Linked DNA regions of Homo sapiens: region 1 is linked to region 2. A link is an interaction called in ENCODE POLR2A ChIA-PET data of the cell type or tissue named here. Cell type or tissue: GM12878. All regions are shown on one strand. Links, peaks and the distances in the headings refer to the core of each region. The heading gives the core; the rest is flanking DNA.

The links. Peaks named below come from ENCODE experiments on the same cell type or tissue, not always from the same donor. Only the 100,000 strongest peaks of a DNase experiment are listed, where the experiment ranks them.
Region 1: POLR2A ChIA-PET joins it to region 2 with 5 read pairs; 6 of 35 experiments call an interaction of 5 or more read pairs at or near these places.

What each region holds. Positions count from the first base shown.
Region 1 is chr10:70,158,309-70,163,284 of GRCh38, reverse strand. It overlaps SAR1A (secretion associated Ras related GTPase 1A), which reads left to right. Exons shown (of 7, transcript NM_020150.5): 2 at 1,354-1,427; 3 at 1,547-1,666; 4 at 2,216-2,281. The coding sequence starts at 1,370. Among named protein-coding and RNA genes, the nearest start is that of SAR1A, 9.7 kb to the left of the region's middle. In GM12878, for the core only: no CTCF peak of the experiment used is centred there; a DNase peak (open chromatin) is centred at 264; H3K4me3 peaks cover 68 bases; H3K27ac peaks cover 564 bases.
Region 2 is chr10:70,267,654-70,284,941 of GRCh38, reverse strand. NPFFR1 (neuropeptide FF receptor 1) reads left to right here and starts at 938. Exons shown (of 4, transcript NM_022146.5): 1 at 938-1,272. The coding sequence starts at 1,266. RefSeq lists enhancers at 1,230-1,731, 11,708-11,807. In GM12878, for the core only: no CTCF peak of the experiment used is centred there; a DNase peak (open chromatin) is centred at 10,130.

The DNA.
Region 1 (4,976 bases), core at 1-4,000, 120 kb after region 2:
ATCAGCACTTGCTTTTTTACCTCGTGTTTTTATTTTATTATTATTTTTTATCAGCAATAAGGCTGTTTCATTTTCTTGACGTTCATGGGTTTGCTGGAGTAGCACTTTTAATTTTCTTCAAGAACTTTTCCTTTGCATTTGCAATTTGGGTAACTGTTGAGTGCAAGAGGCCTAGCTTCTGGCTTATCTCAGGTTTTGATGTGTCTTCGTCACTAAGCTTAATCATTTCTAACTTTTGCTTTCAAGGGAGAGACCTGTTACTTTCACTTGGAGAATAGGGAGGCTTGGGGTGGGGGCAGGACTGTGGAGGAAGTCAAGTTTGCTGTCTTCTATGGTTGTGGTTTGTGGCACAACAAAACAATTATACTAGTAATACCAAAGATCACTGATCATAGATCATGATGACAGATATAAGAATAATGAAAAAGTTTGAAATATTGTGTGAGAATTACCAAAATGTAACATAGAGACATGAAGGGAGCACATGCTGTTAGAAGATGGTACTGATACACTTACTCAACTCAGGGCTGCTTCCAACCTTCAATTTGTAAAAAAACCAGAAAACCTCAGGATCCACAAAGTATCATCAAATGAGGTATGCCTTTATATTTTTAACTCCTAGTTCTCTGAGTATCATAGATCAAAAACTATTAGGAAACAAGTTATTTTTGCACATATAAGGATTCTAGACTCTCCTCCAGATTGCAAAATCTGTGTCAAGAAAGAATATTAGTTTCTCTTTACTTTGCTTCCTCCCCTCCCCTTCCATCCCCTCCTCCCCTTCCCCTCCTCCCCTCCCCCTCCTCCCCTGCCCCGCCTCCCCTCCCCTCTCTTTTCTTTTCTTTTCCTTTCCTTTCCTTTCCCTTTCCCTTTCCCTTTCCCTTTCCTTTTCCCTTTCCCTTTCCCTTTCCCTTCCCTTTCCTTTCTCCTGTCCTGTCCTGTCTTTTTTATCAGAGTCTCCCTCTGTTGCCCAAGTGAGTGCAGTGGCACCGTCATGCCTCACTGCAGCCTCAAACCCCTGGGTTCAAGTAATTCTTCTGTCTCACCCTCCTGAGTAGCTGGGACTCTTGGTGTGTGTCATTATGTCCAGCTATTTTTTTAGTTATTTGTAGAGATTGAGTCCAGCTTTCTTGCCCAGGCCAGTTGTGAACTCCTGGGCTCAAGTGATCCGCCTGCCTTGGCTTTCCCAAATGCTGGGATTCCAGGTGTGAGCCACCATGCCTGGCCTGCTTTCTTATTCCCGAAAACAAGAGACTATAAATGTGCATCATGGCTAGGGAACAAGAGTTAACCTCTCCACAATTGTACTGTCATTCAGAAAGCTAATGTTTGCTACTTTCATATTTTATACAGGTAGTAAGCATTAATAATGTCTTTCATCTTTGAGTGGATCTACAATGGCTTCAGCAGTGTGCTCCAGTTCCTAGGTAAAGCCATTTCCTTGAAATACAGGTTTCAAAGTTTGTGCCTTTCCCTCAGTAATTTAACTACAAATAGGCTTTGGTCTGTAGAGAGCAAATGTGTTAACAATTTTTTTCTCTTTTAGGACTGTACAAGAAATCTGGAAAACTTGTATTCTTAGGTTTGGATAATGCAGGCAAAACCACTCTTCTTCACATGCTCAAAGATGACAGATTGGGCCAACATGTTCCAACACTACATCCGAGTAGGTTTGAAAATATCAGGTGACCTTTTGATCTTTAAAGGTCAGTGTTAGGCGTGGAGGATGAATCCCTAGTTGGTGGAGTTCTTTTATTAACTGAAGTCCCAAAAGCCAACTCATACGAGAAAGTTCCCTGTAAGACACACTCAGGTTATGTACTTTCAGATCTAAACCTCTGGAACTTTGTCATTATCTGTTGTCACTGGTCCTGTAAAGGGACACCTCTCCTATACCTACTTCTAAGAAGTGGAAAATAGCTTGGAAGAAAAGAAACCTTTGGCTTTTAGAATAGTTTAAGAACATTTCACCCTTGTATTCCTTTTCTTTGTTGGGAGTGGGGCGTTGCCTGGGCTGGTCTCAAAAATCCTGGGCTCAGATTATCCTCCTGCCCTCAGCCTCCTGAGTAGCTGGAACTACAGGCGGGTACCACCACACTCAACTTCTTGTATCTTTTTCTTTACAAGATGAAAGCATTGATATTGGCTTATAGTACTAGTAGTTGGGGGTTGTTGAGTTGACAAGTTTTTTTCTTCTTTTTAAACAATTTTTCAGCATCAGAAGAGCTAACAATTGCTGGAATGACCTTTACAACTTTTGATCTTGGTGGGCACGAGCAAGGTAAGTGATGACTCAGTGGAAAGCATGTTTATTGACTTATTTTTTTTGTGCCTCCCAGCTCCTTTTAAAAGCAGTGTGTCATTTTTACCTTTTAAATTACTTACATTTTAGAATTAGGATCTTATTACTTTAGTGAAGTTGTTTTATTCATTTATTTTTTTAAGTAATTTCAAACTTGTCAAAAGTTGCATTAAATAATACACAGAAGTCCCCTTCAATATTACCCTATTGAGCTGGGATAAAGTTAGCCATAATGTATAACTATTCATGAACTTTTAAGTATTTGCCTGATATAGCCAAACTCAACTCAAATCTTGACTGAAAATTTTTACAAAGCAGGACAGCATCTTGCCATTTTAATCTTTACTACATTTTTACTTATTAATGTAATTTACCTTGTAACTGGAAAATATGTTAAAAGATATATGTATTGCTTCAACAAGAGTAATTATTTCATCATTTTAACTAGGCTTGCCCTAAGCCAGTATATTTTCTTCTATACCTTTTGCTCAAATTTGTTAGTCTCCTCCTCCCTACATAATACATATTAATGCTTATTTTTTATGAACTGTTTGTGAGCATATCATGCCCCTTTACTCTTTAATACTTTAGTGCCTCTTCTTTATATAATACATATTAATGCTTGTTTTTAATGAAGTGTTGGTGAGCATATCATGCCCCTTTACTCTTTAATACTTTAGTGCCATTTTCTAAGAACAAAGATATTTCCTTGTATATAATCATAATAGTTATCAAATCCAGGAAGTTTTATTTTTATCCACTCTGTATTTCCTTTTTTTTTTGGTCAGTTGTCCTGATAATCTCTTTTATACCATTTTTTTCATCTTGACCAGGTATACGGTATCATATATCTAGTTATGAAGTCATTTTTGCATCCTTTATTCAATGGAGTGAAAGTATGTAGGAAATTAAATATTTATAAGTAATTTCAGACTTGTCAAAAGTTGCAAAAGTAATACAGTGACTATGTGTGATTACTCTGATACAAGTTGATATTTTGTATATTCTATCCATTTCAGACAGTTGGTGGAACATTTCCTTCTACCTTTTTGCTTTCCTCAGAAGTGCTTTTTGCCTACTCAGGCTATGTCTTTGGTTTCCAGATTCCTATCAGGTGTTTAGAGACATACAGAGTGTCATCTTTGTCTGATGGGCACTCAGTTCACATTTGACAAGACCGTAGGTATAGGAGTAAAACATTTAAGATGTGAGAATAAATATTCTGGGAAAGTAGGGAAAAGGAACTATTGAGATTCTGTCAGATTTACTTACTTGTTATTACACTGAGTGGAGAAGTCTTGTTTTGAAACATTAGGTTGAGCTAATACCGTTTTTTTCTTTTTTTTGAGATGGGGTCTTGCTCTGTTGCCCAGGCTGGAGTGCAGTGGCACAATTTTGGCATACTGCAACCTCTACTTCCTGGGCTCAAGCAATCCTCCCACCTGTTTTTTGTAGAGACTGGGTTTCCGCCATGTTGCCCAGGCTGGTCTTCAACTCCTGAGCTCAGGTGATCCACCTGCCTCAGCCTCCCAAAGTGCTGGGATTATGGGCGTGAGCCACTGTGCCCAGCCTAATACAGTTTTTAAAAAATGTATAGTAAAATATAACATTGGTCATTTCTAGTTGTTAAGCCTAATAATTTTATAGTCAGTGATTTCATTAACATATAATTACATTTTAATTAATTTATTTAATATTTATGCCCTGAAAAATCATGTATATTATGATCATAATCACATAAAATACCAGTAAAGAAAAGAGGCTGGAAGAAAATATCAAAATATTGACAAGGGGTGTGTTTTGATAGAGGGATTAGAAATGATTTTGTTTCCTTTTTTTCTGTAAGGAGCTTGTATTTTTTTCATTTGGGTAAGAATGGGTATATGGTGTCCTTTCTGCTGCTTCCACAAAAGGATTTGTAACTGCTTACAAATTTAAATTCAGAGCAAGATAAGACTGAACCTAGACCATCTGGAGAATGTAGAAGGACCAGACGCCAGATGGTTTTATATACCTGAACTGGGAATTGTAGATTGTTTGGTGTGATAAATTTAGGTTTCAGGTTTTGTTAAAAGTAAGAAGGGAAATGTATTGATGTAATTAGTTTTGTTTATTTGACTGAGGAAAATCTACTTAACAAAAACACTTTTACATAATAACCTAGCCACCATTTTATAAAAGTTACTAAAGTACTGTACATCTGGAGGTTTCCTTTTTTTTTTTTTGTATAACTTAAAAATTTTAACTTATAAAAGGAGAGCAAGTTCGATGTAACAAAATCAGTATAGAACTACGGAAAGTAAAATGGAAAGTTCCTTCAACCTCTTTTTCCTAGCTCCACTCTTTAAAGGTAACCATTATTAACTGATGTAGAGATGGTTCGTTATTCATTCTATTGCAAGGGCTAGAAATTAATGGCTTAGAAATGATAGTACAATTAAATCACTGCTTCCCAGCCTTTATCGTTTCATGTCACAAGCAAAAAACCAAGTAATATTTATAAGGCATGCTGGGTTAAATATGGTAGGTTGAGATAACTGGCCTGGGGCCTTGAACCACTTGTCAGGCCTAGTCTCCCTAAGGGCTGAGCAGAGGAATGTGTCAAGACGCCTACACACAAGTTGGCTAGAAACTAACTGGGACTAAAGTTACATGGACAAGTAATTTGTATCCT
Region 2 (17,288 bases), core at 6,385-10,384:
CACTACCCTTCCCTGCTTCTGGTAACCACATGCTTCTACTATGTCCATGAGTTCAACTGTTTTGATTTTTAGATCTCACAAATAAGTAAGAACATGTGACGTTTGCTTCCTGTGCCTGGCTTATTTCATTTAATATAATGATTTCCAGTTCCATCCATGTTGTTGCAAATGACTGGATCTCATTCTTTTTTATGGCTGAATAGTACTCCATTTACATATATGTACCATATTTTCTTTATCCGTTCATCTGTTGATGGACACTTAGGTTGCTTCCAAATCTTAGCTATTGTAAACAGTGCTGCAAGAAAAACACAGGAGTGCAGATAGAACCTGGGATCTTTATTCATGTGGCGAAAATTTATGGTGGTGCCTGCTGGGTGCCTGACAGGGGCTGGAGATGAGTATTCTCCAATTCAGCTCAAGGAACCATTTGTTGAGCATCTACTATGGGCTGGGCTGAAACTTTGGTATCACATTTACTCCCCTCAAAATCATTTTACAAATGCAGAAACACACTCAGGCACAGGTATTATTATAAGAAACTTTTCCAAGGGTACCACCCGGTGAATGCCTGAACTGGTTAATTTCAAAGCCGTGGTCACCTAGCAGAACTTGTCCCCATTCTCCTGGGAGAGCCGGGAGCTGGTGGGGCTCCCCCCTGCCTCCCTCCCGAAGCCCTCCTGTTTTCACAGCTACCTCTCATCCCCTTCTCAGGAAGGCCCAGAGTGCTGGACCCCAGGCTAGGGTGGGCAAGGATGAGGAGTGGGGACAGAGGCTGGCATATGAGGCACGGGAGAGAGGTGGGGAATTACGGGACGCCGCTGCCAGGGCTGCAGTGGGAGGAGGGGTGTGTCCCCTACTTCGGAGGGGCGCTCGGGCTCTGTGGAGAGAGCGCCATGCGGGAGGCGGGCCCGGGGCGCCCTCGCTCGGCGGGCACAGGTGCGCGGGTGCCATGACGACTGCGCCTCACGAGCCCCCTCCTTCCCCTGGTCGGGAGGCGAGGGGCGGCGGGCGGCTGAGCCCTGCGGGCAGCAGCGCTGCGCGGGAGCCAGTCAGCCCGAGGGGAGGGAAACCGGCCAGGGCCCGGGGCCTGGGAGCGCACGCCCCCTGCTCACCTCTGCCCGGACCGACCGGACCTGCGGAGCGCGGAGGCAGGGGCGCAGCCCGCAACCAAGTGCCCGGAGACCGTCCCTCTGCCCGCTGGCCCGAAGGGGCCCGCTGCCTCCCGCCATCGGAGACCGCCGGAGCCCGCAACTGGGGGCATCATGGAGGGTGAGTGGTCCTGGGGCTGGGGGCCAGCCGTGGGGCAGGGTACCGACTCCGGGGCATGGGGCGAAGGGAGAGGAGAGGGCCGGGCAGCTGATCACCCATGGCTGTCCAGAGCCAGACGTTGTGACACTCTGTGTGTGACAGAGACAGAGACACTGAGTGAGGGAGAGAGACCTGGGGTGCCCATGTGTTCATGGTGTGTGTGTGTGTGCGTGTGTATGTGAGACAGAAAAACAGACAGACAGAAAGAGACAGATGGAGAGAAAGACCTGGGGGTGCTCTGTATTCATGTTGTGCCTGTGTGTGTGAAAGAGAGAGAGAGAGAGAGACAGAGACAGAGACATAGAGACAGACACTGAGAGAGGGAGACAGAGACAGGCAGAGAAACACTTGGGGGTGCCTCTGTATTCATGTTGTGCTTGTGTGTGTGTGTGAGAGAGAGAGAGAGAGTGAGAGAGAGAGAGAAAGACCTGGGGTGCCTCTGTATTTGTGTTGTACATATGTGTGTGCATGTACAAGACACACACACACACACACACAAAAAGAGAGAGTCCCTGTTGTGTGTGTGCACGCACACAATCCCTGCTGTCTGAGCAGAGAATCATTTGAGACCAGGTGAGGACAGCTTGGCTATTAGCTTCAGAAGAATTGTCACCGACTTTGTCTGCTTGAAGGGGTGGGGTTGTTGGGGAGATGGGATTCTAGAGGTGATATCCTCCATGTAGAGAGAATTTCTCTCCCTAAGGAAAGGAGAGTGAACTATGGACCTTACCTTCAGGATTTTAAGGGATAGCGGACCAAGGCATAAGGCTGCTTGCTCCCACTTTACCAGAACCCTCTCTCAGCCATTGTGGACAAGGGGAACCATATTTAGGCTAAGAAACTGGAAAACCAAGGGCTCGTCCACTGTCTTGCTGGGTGTCTTTGAGATAGTGCCTAAACCTTTCTGTGCCACTGGTCACCCATCTATCGAATGGGGGAACTTAACATTCAGCTGGCTTCAGAGAGTGTCTGTGAGGATAAAATAAGATATGTTGTACAACACGCCAGTATGAGGCAGCTGTGGCAAGAGGTAATAAAACCCCAAAATTCCAATTAGTAATTGCAAACACTGCTGTTAAAAAATAAAATCAAGTTTTATAGAAAATCTTGTGAGGCTGCACTTGTAGTTTTCCAATGAGCCAGGGTATGAAAAGCACACACACAAAAGAGGCAAGAAGGAATCAATAACCCAAGAGGAATCTGGAAGATTGGCAGATCTGTAAGAATGGCGTTAGCAAAGCCCTGAAGCTCCAGTGAACAGAAGTCGGGGGAAATTGGCAAAGACAAGAGCAAAAAGCTTTCAAAGTCTAAGAATAACAAGAAGGAATCTGCTCTGGCTTAGGCTCGAGGGCAGGCAGAGCAAGATACAGGCAATTTTACTTCAAATTGTGGAATAAAGAGGATAAGGAGGAAATAGAGACCCAAGATAGTCAAGCGATAGGAAGAAGACATCAAGTTACCTACAATGAGCTCACTCATTGAAGCCCAGACATATGACATCCCAGCGACCCAGAGGTATTTACAGATATAATCATTGCTTTTGAGGAAACTACAGAGAATGAAGGAAGTGCCAGAAAACTGAAGATGGGCAAATGTCCTGATTTTCAAAAAAGGGAAATATAAATTTTTTATCTAAAAAGCCTCTACACTGCTAAGATTAGTTTTGACCTCTATTAAAATTCCAGAAGAAATGACCAAACACAGTGTACACTTAGGAGACAACAACGCACTCCCTCAGCTCAGAATTTTTTCAAATTCTGAGCTGCACACTTGCAAAGATGTGTGCCTGAGCATGTTCATCACAGTGCAAAATTGGAAACCATCCAGATAGCCATAAATTATGTAAATTAAATAAAAAATGAGACACTTCTGCAATGGCATACTATGCAGACATTAAAAACTGTGCTTAGGATTTTCTTTATTGACATGGAAATATGTTCACTACCCACTGTGAGTAATTAGAAAAAAAAACAGGTTTTTGAATGCATGTGTAGTGTGATCCCCTTTATGCAAAATTACATAGGTTTATTATTGGAAATATACATATACAAGTGTATACGCAAAGAGGTAGTCACTAACATCTTTGTTTGATTCTCCTGCTTCTGAAAGCAGACCCTAAGACAAGAGCTTGGATATAGGGAGTCTATTTGGGAGATGATGCCGGGCAGTGGAAGTGAGGGAATGAGGAGAGTGAGATGAAGAAGGGAGAAAAGGCAAGAAATGGGTGCCTTAATGAGCTGGTTTTAGCTGTGGGCAACTGGGGGGTTCTATCCTGCTGGGGACACTCTGAGAAAAGTGCAGGGTGAACCCGAGGTTTACCCCACCTAAGAGGTGGCGTTGGCTGCTTCACCTCCCCACTGGTCTGGTATTGCCCCACTCCTGCAGTTTTGGGTTGTCCCTTTTTGTGACTTCAGAGGAAGCAGAGCAGAGAGACTCCCAGGTGCAGACCTGGTGGGGTGCTAAAAATTTGAGGAACCATTCACCCCAGCTGAAATCTTTGGGCCAATGGGATGTGGCAGGCAGAGAGCATCACAAACATAGGGGTTATCTCTGGATGTGAGGGTTCTGTCAGGTTTACTCTCTCTTTTGCGGTGCTCAGAATTCTTTGTTGTTGTTGTTGTTGTTGTTTGAGACGGAGTCTCGCCCTGTTGCCCAGGCTGGAGTGCAGTGGCGTGTTCTCGGCTCACTGCCACCTCTGTCTCCCAGGTTCAAGCAATTTTGTTGCCTCAACCTCCTGAGTAGCTGGGATTACAGGCATGTGCCATCATGCCTGGCTAATTTTTGTGTTTTTAGTAGAGACAGGGTTTCACCATGTTGGCCAGGCTGGTCTTGAACTCCTGACCTCGTGATCTGCCCGCCTCGGCCCTTCAAAGTGCTGGGATTACAGGTGTGAGCCACTACGCCCAGCCTAGAATTCTTTTATAATAAGCACAACAAAACAAAAAAGCGTTTTCAAAAAGAAAGAAAATAATGTATTGTTCATTAGGAGCCTATATTAGTACTCACTAAGAACAAATCCAGGAGCTCAAACAACTCAACAGCAAGAAAACAAAAAACCCAATTAAAACATGGTAAGAAATCTGAATAGACATTTCTCGAAAGAAGACATACAAATGGCTAACAGGTATATGAAAAAATGCCCAATATCACTGATGATTAGGAAAATGCAAGTTAAAACCGCAATGAGACATCATCTCATACCTGTCAGGATGGCTTTTACCAAAAAGACGAAAGATAAGTAAGTGTTGTTGGAGATGTGGAGAAAAGAGAACCCTTGTGTGGTGTTGGTGGGAATGTAATAAATTTGCACAGTCATTATGGAGAATAGTATGGAGGTTCCTCAAAAAGCTAAAAACGGAATTACCATATGATCCAGCAAGTTCATTTCTGGGTACTTACCCCAAAATCTGAAATGAGTTACTTGAAGAGATGTTTGCACCACCGTGTTTATTGCAGCGCTATCCACAATAGCCAGGCTATGGAATCAACTAAGTGTATATAAACCGATGAATGGATGAGGAACATGGGGTATGTAAACACAATGGAATACTATTCAGCCTTTAAAAAGACAGAATTGTGTCATTTAAAACATCATGGACAATATTGGAGAACATTATACTACGTAAAATAAGTCAAGCACAGAAAGACAAATACCACATGTTCTCACTTATATATTGAATCTAAAACTATAGAACTCATAGAACCAGAGAGTAGAGTGGCTCTGTGGTGGGGGAGAATGGAGTGATGGTGGTCAAAGAGTACAAAATTTCAGTTAGACAGAAGAAATGGTTTTCTTTTTTTGAATTCTATTGCACAGCATGGTGCATAGAGTTAATAATAGAGTATTGTACATTTCAAAATTGCCAAGAGGGCCATGTGCAGTGGCTCATGCCTGTAATCAGAGCACTTTGGGAGGCCAAAGCGGGAAGATCATTTGAGGTCATGAGTTCGAGACCAGCCTGGCCAACATGGTGAAACCCCATCTCTATTAAAAAATACAAAAATTAGCTGAGTGTGGTGGCACACACTTGTAATCCCAGCTACTCGGGAAGCTGAGGCAAGAGAATTGCTTAAGCCCAGGGGGTGGAGGTTGCAGTGAGCTGAGATTGTGCCACTGCACTCTGGCCTGGGCGACAGAGCAAGACTCCATCTTAAAAATAAATAAATAAATAAATAAAGATTGAGTTTGGGTGCAGTGGCTCACGCCTCTAATTCCAGCACTTTGGGAGGCTGAGGCAGGCGGATCACCTGAGGTCAGGAGTTTGGGACCAGCCTAGCCAACATGGTGAACCCCCATTCCTACTGAAAATACAAAAATTAGCCGGGTGTGGTGGTACACATCTGTAATCCCAGCTACTTGGGAGGCTGAAACATAAGAATCGTTTGAACCTGGGAGGCGGAGGTTGCAGTGAGCCAAGATCTCTGCACTCCAGCATGGGTGACAGAGCGAGACTCGGTCACACATACAAAAAAAGATTGAATCTTACTTAAAAAAAGCAAAAACAAAAACTAAATTTCAGATGTTTTCACCACAAAAAATGTTAAGTATTTGATGGATATGTTAACTGGCTTGATTTAATTACTCCACCTTGTATTCATAAATTATACCATCGCTTTTTATCCCAAAAATTTATATAATTATAAATTGTCAATTTGCAATAAAAAACTTAAAACTTATTTTAAATCTAAAAAAATATAAAAATCATGTCAATACCATTTGGAGCAACTGTTCATAAGACACAACTGGCTGGTAAATGTTTTTGTAACTCTATCCAGCTGTTAATTTTACATAGCTATTCACAGTGTGCACGTTTTACTAAATAATATTTCCAAAACAAACAAAAGAACAAATCAAGCTAAACCTACAGATTTCCTCTTCCAGAATGGGTTTCTGAGAGGAAAAATGATGAATACGAAAGTTCATCAGGACACTGCCAAGATCTCTCAGAAAAAACTCGTGAATTGATTGAGAGACGTAGGAGGGATACTGGAGGACCAACAATGGGGGCTTTATGAAAGGTTTGATAGCAGCCTAGGGGTCCCTAGAACTCCAACCCTGATATGACATTAATTAATAATTTAGGGGGAAAATAAAAGGCATGCTTATGAAATCTGTGGCTAGGAGCTGTAACACCCACAAGGCAATAAAGTCAAGATTTAAGGTTATCTCAACATACCAAAATGCTGGATTAAAACCAAGAAAATGAAAGGTACATGTAAGTGAAATGTAAAGTCCTGAATTTAGGTCTCAAAAAATTAATGGCTTACATTCAAGATGGGGGAGATCTGGCTTTTATTCTTCAGGAAAGTTACGGGGCAGGGTGGGGGGTGGGTAGGGGAGGTCCCAAAACACACTGACTATGAGATAGGTCTGGAGTCCCTCTTGCTGGATACCCTGGGACGTGGGGAGAGGGGGATGATTCTGGGGACAGGGGCTCACTCTTGTTCTGGCTCCTGGGAGCAGAATTGGGACTGGTGAGGGAAGGTTGCAGTAAGACAACTCAACTCAACCTCAGGAAGAACTTTCTATCACTCAGGGCTGGCCCAGCATCTGTCTCCTCACCAGTTCCCATATCCAGCTTGAGCAAGTGGAGGCTGACAGGTCTCATGACTGACTAGGGGACAGAAAAGATAATTATTGGGTGGCTGGATTAAAACAATGGCCTGGAGGGTTCTCTGAGGGCCCAGAAGTCTTCCCCAACATCTAGAGACAGACACTGCAGTCTGCCAAGCCCCCTGCAGAGTTGCTATGGTTAGCCGGGCAGTAACCCTCATTTGCCTTCCCCTCTGGGCCTTAACTGTGATGTTATGCTGTGGGACAAGTCAGCAGAAGGGCAGCAAATCAGATCTGCTCCCCAGCCTAACCCCAGCCCCACCCCAGCCCAACCCCAGCCTTTCTGGGAGCCCCCAGGGGCCTCCACAGCTGCCTACCCATCCCAGAAGCTCTGTGGCTGAGAGAGGCCCAAAGGCTGGGAGGATATACACCCGCACTGGCTGGAAGTGGGCACAGCTATGGGGAAGTGGCCATGTACGGAAGGGGGTCACTGGAGAGAAGAGGGGACAGGAGCATGCCAGCTGGTGTCCCTCCAGCACAGGACACAGTAGATCTTAGAGGTCCAGATGGATGCTGCTTCTCCATATGCTCCTTGGAAATGCTCCTGCCAGAGTCTCTGTGCCCTGTCCTTTTCCACAAAGCATATCATCATCCTGGGGCTGCCCACCAGCCTGGGAATTGAGCAGGGAGACAACAAGACCCCCATTTAATAGATGATAAAACTGAGGCCCAGGAGGCACAGATTGCCCTGGTTTGAACTGCAGCAGGTCTGCACAAATGGTCTAGATTCTGGGGACACTGTGGGGCTGCAGCCTCCATGAAGTCTAGCTTTCCAGCTTTGTCCTGAAGACCTTCCACGCCTTCCTGTCTTACTGGGAGGGAAGAATGGGAAGGGTCTCAGCTGCTGCTGGGGAGGCAGAGGCCAGATGGGTGTAGGCCTGGTTCTCATTGGGACCATGATCTGTCTGATGACAATCTGTCCTGCTTCCAGCAATGAGTTGAGGAGATATACTTACAATAAGTATTTCTACTACAATCATTGAGTGGCCCATTCTACTGTAAAAACTCTGGGCTGTTAGAGCCAGGCGGTCTATGTAAGCGGCTGCTCAACTCTGAGTTCACAAATGAAGCAACTGAAGCAACAGTGAGTGGAACTGACAACACAGCTAACTTCTATCAGATCCCCTTAAGACACAAACATAAAGAATTAGTCTACAATCCCAGCACTTTGGGAGGCTGAGTCAGGCGGATCACTTGAGGTCAGGAGTTTGAGACCAGCCTGGCCAACATGGTGAAACCCCGTCTCTACTAAAAATACAAAAATTAGCTGGGCTTGGTGGTAGACGTCTGTAATCCTGGCTACTCAGAGGCTGAGGAAGGAGCATTGCTTGAACCCGGGAGGTGAAGGTTGCAGTGAACCCAGATCGCGCCACTGCACTCCAGCTTGGGTGACAGAGTGAGACTTCATCTCCAAAAAAAAAAAAAAAAAAAAGATACAAACATAAAGAATTAAATTCGGTCTCTCATGCTCAAAAGCTTTTTGTAGCTCTCTCGTTAATAACTGAAATTGCATTATTAGAGCTTTCCTTTTTCTAATTTAATGTCTGACTCCTTTTGAAATGCAAAAGCCTAAAAGAGACACAGCGCTTTGTTATGAGTCATTTCCTCATCCATGTGAACAAGTTTATCAGAATATTTCCTAAAAGAAGATTCTGCTAGGGATGGGGAGAGAGAGAACGTTAAGTAACCTAGGACTCCAAGCAGTGATGCCTCGTTAGGAGGTAATGGATCTCAAAGGGGTTAGGTGTCCTCTTCTATTATTTCTCAGTTGAGCACAGAGTGACCCCGGTTCTGCCTTTGGCCACTGTATGCCTGGTTTTAGGCAAGGTTTTAGGTGATACATGCACTGTTCATAAAGTGTCAGCTTTGTAGCAGAAGCCTCAGGAAGGCAAAGTTCCTTCCAAATCAAGGATCCCTAATTGCTGCTAATGGACCCTAGAGGTCTTTATATGTGACCTGATGATACCCAAAGAGGATGAGAAAATGGATGGAGATGGCAGAGCCTAAGCAGGAGCTCAAACTCAGAACAGGCGTCCTGGCTTATTTGATGCACCCTGAATCCCAGAGCCCAGCAAAATCTGGAGGTCTACCACTACTGCATGCTGTATTCTTAGAGCAAGTCTCTTTTTGTCTTTGAGTTTTGATTTTCCTGTGAAATGAAGATAATTCTCCTTTCCTTGTCAGAGATAGCTTGATGTTGTACAAAACAAATTTCAAAAATAATGGAAATACTATCTAATAGCACCTATGGGATACAGCTAAAGCAGTGTGTCTAGGAGAATTCATAGCCTTTAGTACCTAACTTATCAACATACATTAATCATATTTATGTTCTAGGCCCTGTGCCAGATAATGAGGAGCATTTCAAGCTGAACAAGGCATGCTTTCTACCCCTAAGACATTTCTAGTTTAACTAAAAGAAAAAAAAAATCTCTACACTTAGCTGAAGCAGGACGTGAAATGTGGCCAGCACTGCAGGTAAACTGAACCTGCAGACCTTGAGGAAGCAGCCAGCCATTGAACCCGGAAAGGTGCTCCAGGGCATATGTTTAGCCTTTCCAAGAGAAAGAGAGAGGGAAATCCCTGCCTCCCCTTTACTTTCCCCTCCTCTCCCACCTTAAGCCTCTTCCACATCCACTCTCTAAGGCCTGGAATTCTTTTAAATAGACTGAGAGTACAGGCTCAGTATGTGATAAAGGCAGTTCAGTTTTCACTATGAGGTAAATGATTTGTATCAGAACCTTTTCTGAATACAATTTTTGATGGGTAAAACCGGAGACCTCCTGCAGGAAGTAAGGAGAAATAAAAAGGCCTCAGAGTAGAAGAGAAGTATAAAGAGGGGCTCGCTTGGGGGCTCCTGATGGCTGTATTAGCAACTCAGCCCTCAAATTCTTTGGCCTTTGCCAATCCAAATGATTCTTGGAAGGGCAACCTGCTCTCATTCACCAAAAAGAGGTCAGGCTTGCAGAATCCATGTTGCTGTGGTGGGTGCCTGGGATGGAGGGGCTTTGGTTCAGCCTGCAAGAGGAACAGTAGGAGGTTATAGTTCTCAAGAGGCCTCCTTCCTCCTAGATCCTCTGCCACATCCACTTTTTACTTTCCTAAGCAGTACTAAGAAAGCTTTTGCCAAGGCTTGCTTCCCTGGGAACAAACCCAAATGAACTGAAACCACACTGCGACCTACTGGTTCCCCACAGCTGCCTGGCAGATAGCTAATGCAGTCAATAAGCAGTCTGAAGTTCTGCAAGGCCCTTTGTAATTTACTCTGCTGTCTCTCTGAATGTATTAACAACTCCATGAGGTTGGGAGAGGCAGGAAGCCCAGGTCATCCACATTCGAAAGCCAAGGAGAACACAGGGATGAAGTAGATCTCCCCAGTTCTCTTTGGAATACCAAGAGGTGGCATGGGGGCTTAGGGTCTACTATCATCAGTCTCCCAGCCACCCCAAACTAACTATACCTCCCTTTAAAAATTGTACTAAAGCAGCTCTAAGACAAGTTCCCAAGCTTCTCCTCCAAACCAAGTTTCCCAGCCCCCAACCTCTCTCTCTCTCTCTTTTTTATTTTCAAGATGGAGTCTCGCTCTGTTGCCCAGGCTGGAGTGCTGTGGTGCGATCTCAGCTCATTGCAACCTCCACCTCCCGGGTTCAAGCAATTCTCCTGCCTCAGCCTCCCAAGTGGCTGGGATTACAGGCATGTGCCACCACGCCCGGCTAATTTTTTGTATTTTTAGTAGAGACAGGGTTTCACCATGTTGGCCGGGCTGGTCTCGAACTCCTGACCTTGTGATCTGCCTCCTTCCATCTCCCAAAGTGCTGGGATTATAGGTATGAGCCACTGTGCCCAGCCCCCAACCTCTGTTATATGCAGTCAGTGACCACCATGGGGCCAGCTCTCAAGGCCACGCTTTCTGATTCCCAGGTCAGTGTCCTTTCCTCTCTGCATTAGCACAGTCTCCGTGGAAGATTACATGGCCTGTTAAGAGACAGCGTGTGGGATGGTGTTGGGGAGGGAGGTGGGCACAAACATCTAATCTAGGGAACAGGAAACTTGGGGGTCTATGGTGCTACCCCTGCCCATCTCTAACACTTTCTCTGACCCTGGGATTCTGAACCTGGACTCTGCAGACTCCCAGGAGGTCCATGGATGACTAACTTGAATCCCCTTGTATTCACCAAGACACTAGGGTTATAAGCAACAGAAACGAGTGCTGGCCAACCTAACCAACACTGGGAATCCATTGGAAGGGTGTGGGGAGGTCATCCAATGGAAGGAAAAGCTGTGTTATGAAGACTCAGAGGCAAATCCAAAGCAGAAGAGGTCTGATTGGCATCCTCTGGCCAGCGGTTGGTGCAGACACCTGATGGACGGTCCCTCAAAAGCTCCATGTGAGGAGGAGGCTGACTCCCCAGGGGAAAAATCAGTACTCGAGAAAGAAGGGCTCATGGATGCAGGGTGAGCCCAAAACCTGATGCCCAACACTGCCTTGAAAGTGTGTGCCAAAATCCAGGGCTCTTTTTGGGAGCGGATCCAATGCTTTTGGAGACCATAAATTCCTCCAGACAGGAACCATTGATTGGCATAACAAAAGGAAGCCCTAGGAAAGCATCTGTGAAGGAACCAAAATGCATCAGAGTCTTAAAGAATTTGATGACCCCCAAAATGTTAAGCCACACTAAACTTGACTGTGAGTGGCGGGAGGGCAGGGGCTGTATGGTTCAGTGGTTCTCAAATCCGGCTACACATGGAAATCACCAGGGGAGTTTTTTGAAAAATACCAGTGCCTGAACAACCCCATCCCCTGCCCATCATCCATCCTTCCCTACCACCCTGTAGAGATTCTGATCCAGTTGGAAGGGGCAGGAGCTGTATTGTTAAAAGCCAGGTGATTTTGATATGAGTCAGGGCCAAGAACCAGTGACATCATCAGTATTTTATCACACGTATCAGTTTCCTTCTGATTAGAAAGGTTAAATGCAAGCTAGAAAAACCGAAAATAAAAATCACTTGAGGAAACACCACCCCTTGTGGACAAACATTGTTATTTTTTCTGTTCACCTACAGTTCACATAAACGCACACTTTTTATACAGAGTACAGACTTATAATGCATGTACATACTATTTTGTAACCATTACCATGTCCCATGGTCAATACTTTCCCTCTCATCCTGAGACCTCACTCTGTTCCTTAGGGTAAACCGTGAGAACTGGAATGGCTGGATCTGGGGGCGGGTCCCTCACTAGGGCTCTGGACAGATGTGCCTCGACTGCGAAGAGCTGATTTGTTGTCCCCTCACCCTGCACCCCTCCCTACAGGGCACATCCATGCTCTGGCCCTTATTGAATAATTCAGTCATTGCCGATCTGTTTGACGAAAAGTTTAACCGAACAATCCAAGCAAAAATCTGTTTGATGAAAAGGTTAACCCAACAATCAAAGCAAAATTGCATTGCTTAGATTACAAATGAACTTGAACTTTTTGTTTCGTGTAGTTAACAGCCATCAGTCCTGTTCATGCTGCATGTACTCGGCAGCCCTGTGTTGTGTTCTTCAGCGGGTCCAGCGTCTCTGCATCCAGGCCTGGGTTCACTGGCAGCCTCTCAGGAAGAGGTGGGGCACCCACGTGTTCCCAGGATCAGCAAGCAAATGGTAACAAGGATGAAGCCATCAGTGGGAGGCCTGTGAACTCAGGGAAACACCCAGACTGATTCTGGGTTAAGCTCATTCATTTAGGGATTGTTTTCTTTCTATTATTTTCTTTCTTCTTTCTTCTTTCTTTCTTTCTTTCTTTCTTTCTTTCTTTCCTTTCTTTCTTTCTTTCTTTCCTCCCTCCCTCCCTTCTTTCTTTCTTTCTCTCTCTCTCTCTCCCTTTCTCTTTATTTCTTTCTTTCTCTTTTTTGAGGCAGAGTCTCGCTCTGTCGCCCAGGCTGGCATGCGGTGGCACGATCTCAGCTCATTGCAACCTCCACCTCCTGGGTTCAGGCGACTCTCCTGCCTCAGCCTCCTGAGTAGTTGGGACTACAGGGGCCCACCACCACGCCTGGCTAATTTTTGTATTTTTAGTAGAGATGGGGTTTCATCATGTTGATCAGGCTGGTCTTGAACTCCTGACCTCAGGTGATCTGCTTGCTTTGGCCTCCCAAAGTGCTGGGATTACAGGTGTGAGCCACCGCGCCCTGCCAGGGATTTTTTTCTCATTCGCACTTCTTTCAGTTTGTATTATAAAAAATTATGCTCACATCCATTGTGTGGCTCAGAACTATCAGCCCCGCTGCTGCTGCCTCACACAGAGTGCCATGTGTACGATGTGCTCTTAGTTCTCACATGTCGTCTCATCGAAGCCTCAGCACAGCCCTTCTTTGGCAGGTGTTCATTTATCTCCATTTTACCAATAAGGAGTCTGGCTTCCAGGGAGATGACATGACCTACCCTAGGTCACACCCAGAAAATGTCTGTTTTTCTGTTTTATTTTCTATTTTTTAATTATTTTTTATTTTTTATTTGAGAAAGAGTCTTGATCTGTCAGCCAGGCTAGAGTGCAGTGGTGTAATCATAGCTCACTGCAGCCTTGACTTCTCAGGCTCAAGCGATCCTCCCACCTCAACCTCCAGAGTAGCTGGGACTACAGGCACGCACCACCACATCTGGCTAATTTTTTAATTTTTTGTAGAAACAGGGTTTCACTCTGTTGCTCAGGCTGGTCTCAAACCCCTGAGCTCAAGTGATCCTCCCACCTTGGCCTCCCAAAGTACTGTGACTACAGGGGTGAGCCATGGCACCTGGCCTCTGTTTCTATTTTAAATATGAGAATGCTGAGTTTGCACAGAGGTAAGGAGGCAGGAAGAAGGGCTGGGACTTCCCAGACTGTGTGTATCCACTCGAGGTGTCTTTAGTTCAAGGCTTTTAATTCTGTGGTTCTCAAACCACAGTGTGCGTTGGAATCATCTGAAGGATGCTTCAAAATGTAAAACAGAGATAGCTAGGCCCCAGTCCCAAGGGTTTCTGGTTCCCAAGGCCAGGGTTGTGGCCCAAGAATTTCTGTTTCCAATGAGTTCCAGGTGATGCTGACACTGCTGGTCGGGACCCCTCTTTGAGAACTATACACCCTGATCTCTCTTGGGTACCCTGGAGACAACCATTATTACACCCTGAGATGGGGAAGCTCCTCCAGTAGAGGAATGGCTTCACCGGGTTCAAGGATGAAAATTTCACAGGCTGTAATTACAAGGGCACCTGGCAGATCCCAGGAAGGACAAATCCAAGGTGTCAATGAGGTCTCTGGCTGCTAGCATGCAGCCCAGATGGGGTGGGAGGCCTGCCTGCCTCCAGTCCAGTGGAATTGCCAGGAATGGGAAGGAGTTTTTCCTCCTCCAGAAAGGATTCATGTGCAGTGCTGGAATCTGGGCCCTGTCTAGAAATGATGCCCAGGCTCTGCTGAGGCTCTAGCAATGGGCAGGGTCACTCCCAGATACTTCTCAGGACAGACTTCGGAAGATGAGCTTACTTGAGGGCCAAGTGAAGGATAGTGGGGGAAATGGACTGGAGTCTAGCCTGAAAGGTTCTGGCAGTTTCCTCTGCCCATCCATACCCACAGATCCCCCCAGTCATGGGAGATGATTCAGAGCTAATTTTGAGGCTCGGCAGGGGTAAGCAAGTCTCCCAACAGGTGCTGGGATGAGTGATGCCTCTCATGGGGGTTCTTTCTGGAGGGGCCTGGAGAAGGCCTTCCAACATCAGCACTGCCTGCCTGCAGCAGGACCCTCTCACCTGATATAAGGATCCACCTTCCTTTCTTTTTTTCCTTCCTACAGATATTTATTTATTCCATAATTATTAGCTGTTTATTGAACCATTTACTTTGGGCAGGCACTGACAAGATGCTGAGGACACTGCCACCAACAAGACAGGGAAGATCCTTGCTTTGCAGGTGCTGTCAAGCATGGGGAAAAAGACAATCAACCTAGAAACACACAAACTATTGACAGATTGATGAACATAAACCAGATGCTATGGGAAGACAACATTTATGCTGAGAGCTAAAGGAAGGGACGAGCAAAGGCCCTGGGGTTGGAAGAAGCAGGAGTGCGTGAGGAGCTAAGCAGATGGCAAAGTGACCAGAGCATAATGGGCAAAGGGGAGAGTGGCACTGGGTGAGGTCAGAGAGATGTCAACAGGGATCAGACCATGAAGTGTTTTGGAGGCCTTGGTAAGGAGCGTGGATTGTATTTAAAATGCAATGAGGGTTGGGAGGCTGAGGCAGGTGGATCACCTGTGGTCAGGAGTTTGAGACTAGCCTGGCCAACATGGTGAAACACTGTCTCTATTAAAAATACAAAATTAGCTGGGTGTGGTGGCATGCACCTGTAATCCCAGCTACTCAGGAGGCTACGGCAGGAGAATCACTTGAACCCAGGAGGCAGAGGTTGCAGTGAGCCAAGATCGAAGCCATTGCACTCCAGTCTGGGCAACAGATCAAGACTCCGTCTCAAAAAAAAAAAAAATGCAGTGGGGAGTCTAGGCAATAATCCTTAGTGTCTGCTGAAAATATTATGTTAAAAGCTGATGGCACAGTGGCTCATGCCTGTAATCTCAGCACTTTGGGAGGCCAAGACAGGAGGATTGCTTGAGCTTAAGAGTTCAAGACCAGCCTGGGCAACGTAGTGAGACCTCATCTCTACAAAATAACCTTAAATTAACCCAGCTTGGTGGCGCACGGCTGTAGTCCCGGCTACTCAGGAGGCCGAGGCGGGAGGATTGCTTGAGCCCAGGAGGCAGAGGTACATCACCTGAGCCCCCTGATTGAGCCAGCACCACAAAGAGAAAGGCCACTGGACAAAATCTGATCAAGACTCTAGATCTGACTGCCAAGTACAGGTAATACAGGGAACAGAGAGCAGAACATGTAAAATGACATCATGAGGGAGCAATCAGAAAAATCCAGCCTGCAGAAGTGCTACAGACCAACCACTCAGTCCATATGACAAACATACTGCAGAAGGGAAAAGAGACAGACTGGGGACCTGTGAACTAAAAGAGACTTCAGCATCACGTCTACCAAATGCAATATGGGGATGGTGGTAGACTTTATCATAATGGACCTTAATGAATCACACTTCCATGTCCACACCTCTTCTGCAATGCTATATTGCTTTTCTTCCTATCAACAGGAGAAACTATTTATCCACTGACTTGAACCTGGGCATCCCTTGTGACTTACTTGGGCCAATAAAATGTGACAGACGTGATGTGAAAATTCCAGAGTCTCGGACTTAAGAAGTTGTAGCTTCTTTTCTTGCTCTCTTGGAACCCTGAGACCACTGTTCTCTGAAGAAGCCCACACTAGCTTCCTGGAGGATGAGAGGCTGAGTGGAGAACTGAGACATCCCAGCCAATGGCCAGCACTAATCACCAGCCATGTGAGGGACACCTTGGACCTCCCAGCCCCAGCTGAGCCAGCAGATAACTACAGCAGCTGCACGAGAGTCCCAAGAGAGACCAGGAGAAGAACTACTCAGATTGCCAAGCCACAGTGCTGTACCATTAAATTTTGGGGTGGTTCACAACATAATAATAGGTAATAGAAACAGAAATCTTGCTCCGATCCACACTCAAACAAACCAACTATTTAAAAAATTATGAAACAATCAGGAAATTTTGCTGGATGCTGGCTATTTAATGATATAATTACATAATTGTTAATTTTGTTAGGTTTGATAATGATGGAAACCACATTTTTTCATGTTGTTTTTTTGAGTCCTTATTTTTTAAAGGTACAAACTGAAACATTTATGGATGAAAGGAAGTAATGTCTGGTATTTACTTCAAAATAATCCAAAGAGAAGTGGGGATATGGATGAAACAACTCCAGGCCTCGAGTTGATAACTGTTGAAAGCAGATGATGTATACATGGGGGTTCTTTATATGATCCCTCTAATAACAGCTCATTAAACTTTATACTCTTGTATATGTTTATTACAATATTCTCTCTTCTACATGTTTGACATTTACCATATTAAAATAAAGATGTTTGAGTACAGTTGGAAGTCCTTGGAAGGCCTAAACCTGGGAGTATCATCTCTCATCGGGCACAGGAAGTTTGCAGGTTGTCCGCCTCCCGCCGCAGTCCCTCTGCCCCATCCCAACACTCACCGCAGTGCCCCCTGCTGGTCCCTGCAGCCCTGATGATGCCAGCTCGCTGGCCCTGCTCCTCTGAGGGTCTCTAACCTCCAGGCCCCCAGCCTCCATTGAGCCTCCAGGCCAGTGGCTGAGTTCTCGGTGTGACAGAAAGATTCCACAGGGACTCTTCATCCCCTGGAATAGGCCTCAGGAGGAAAGTTTATGACACAACATCATGAGTCACC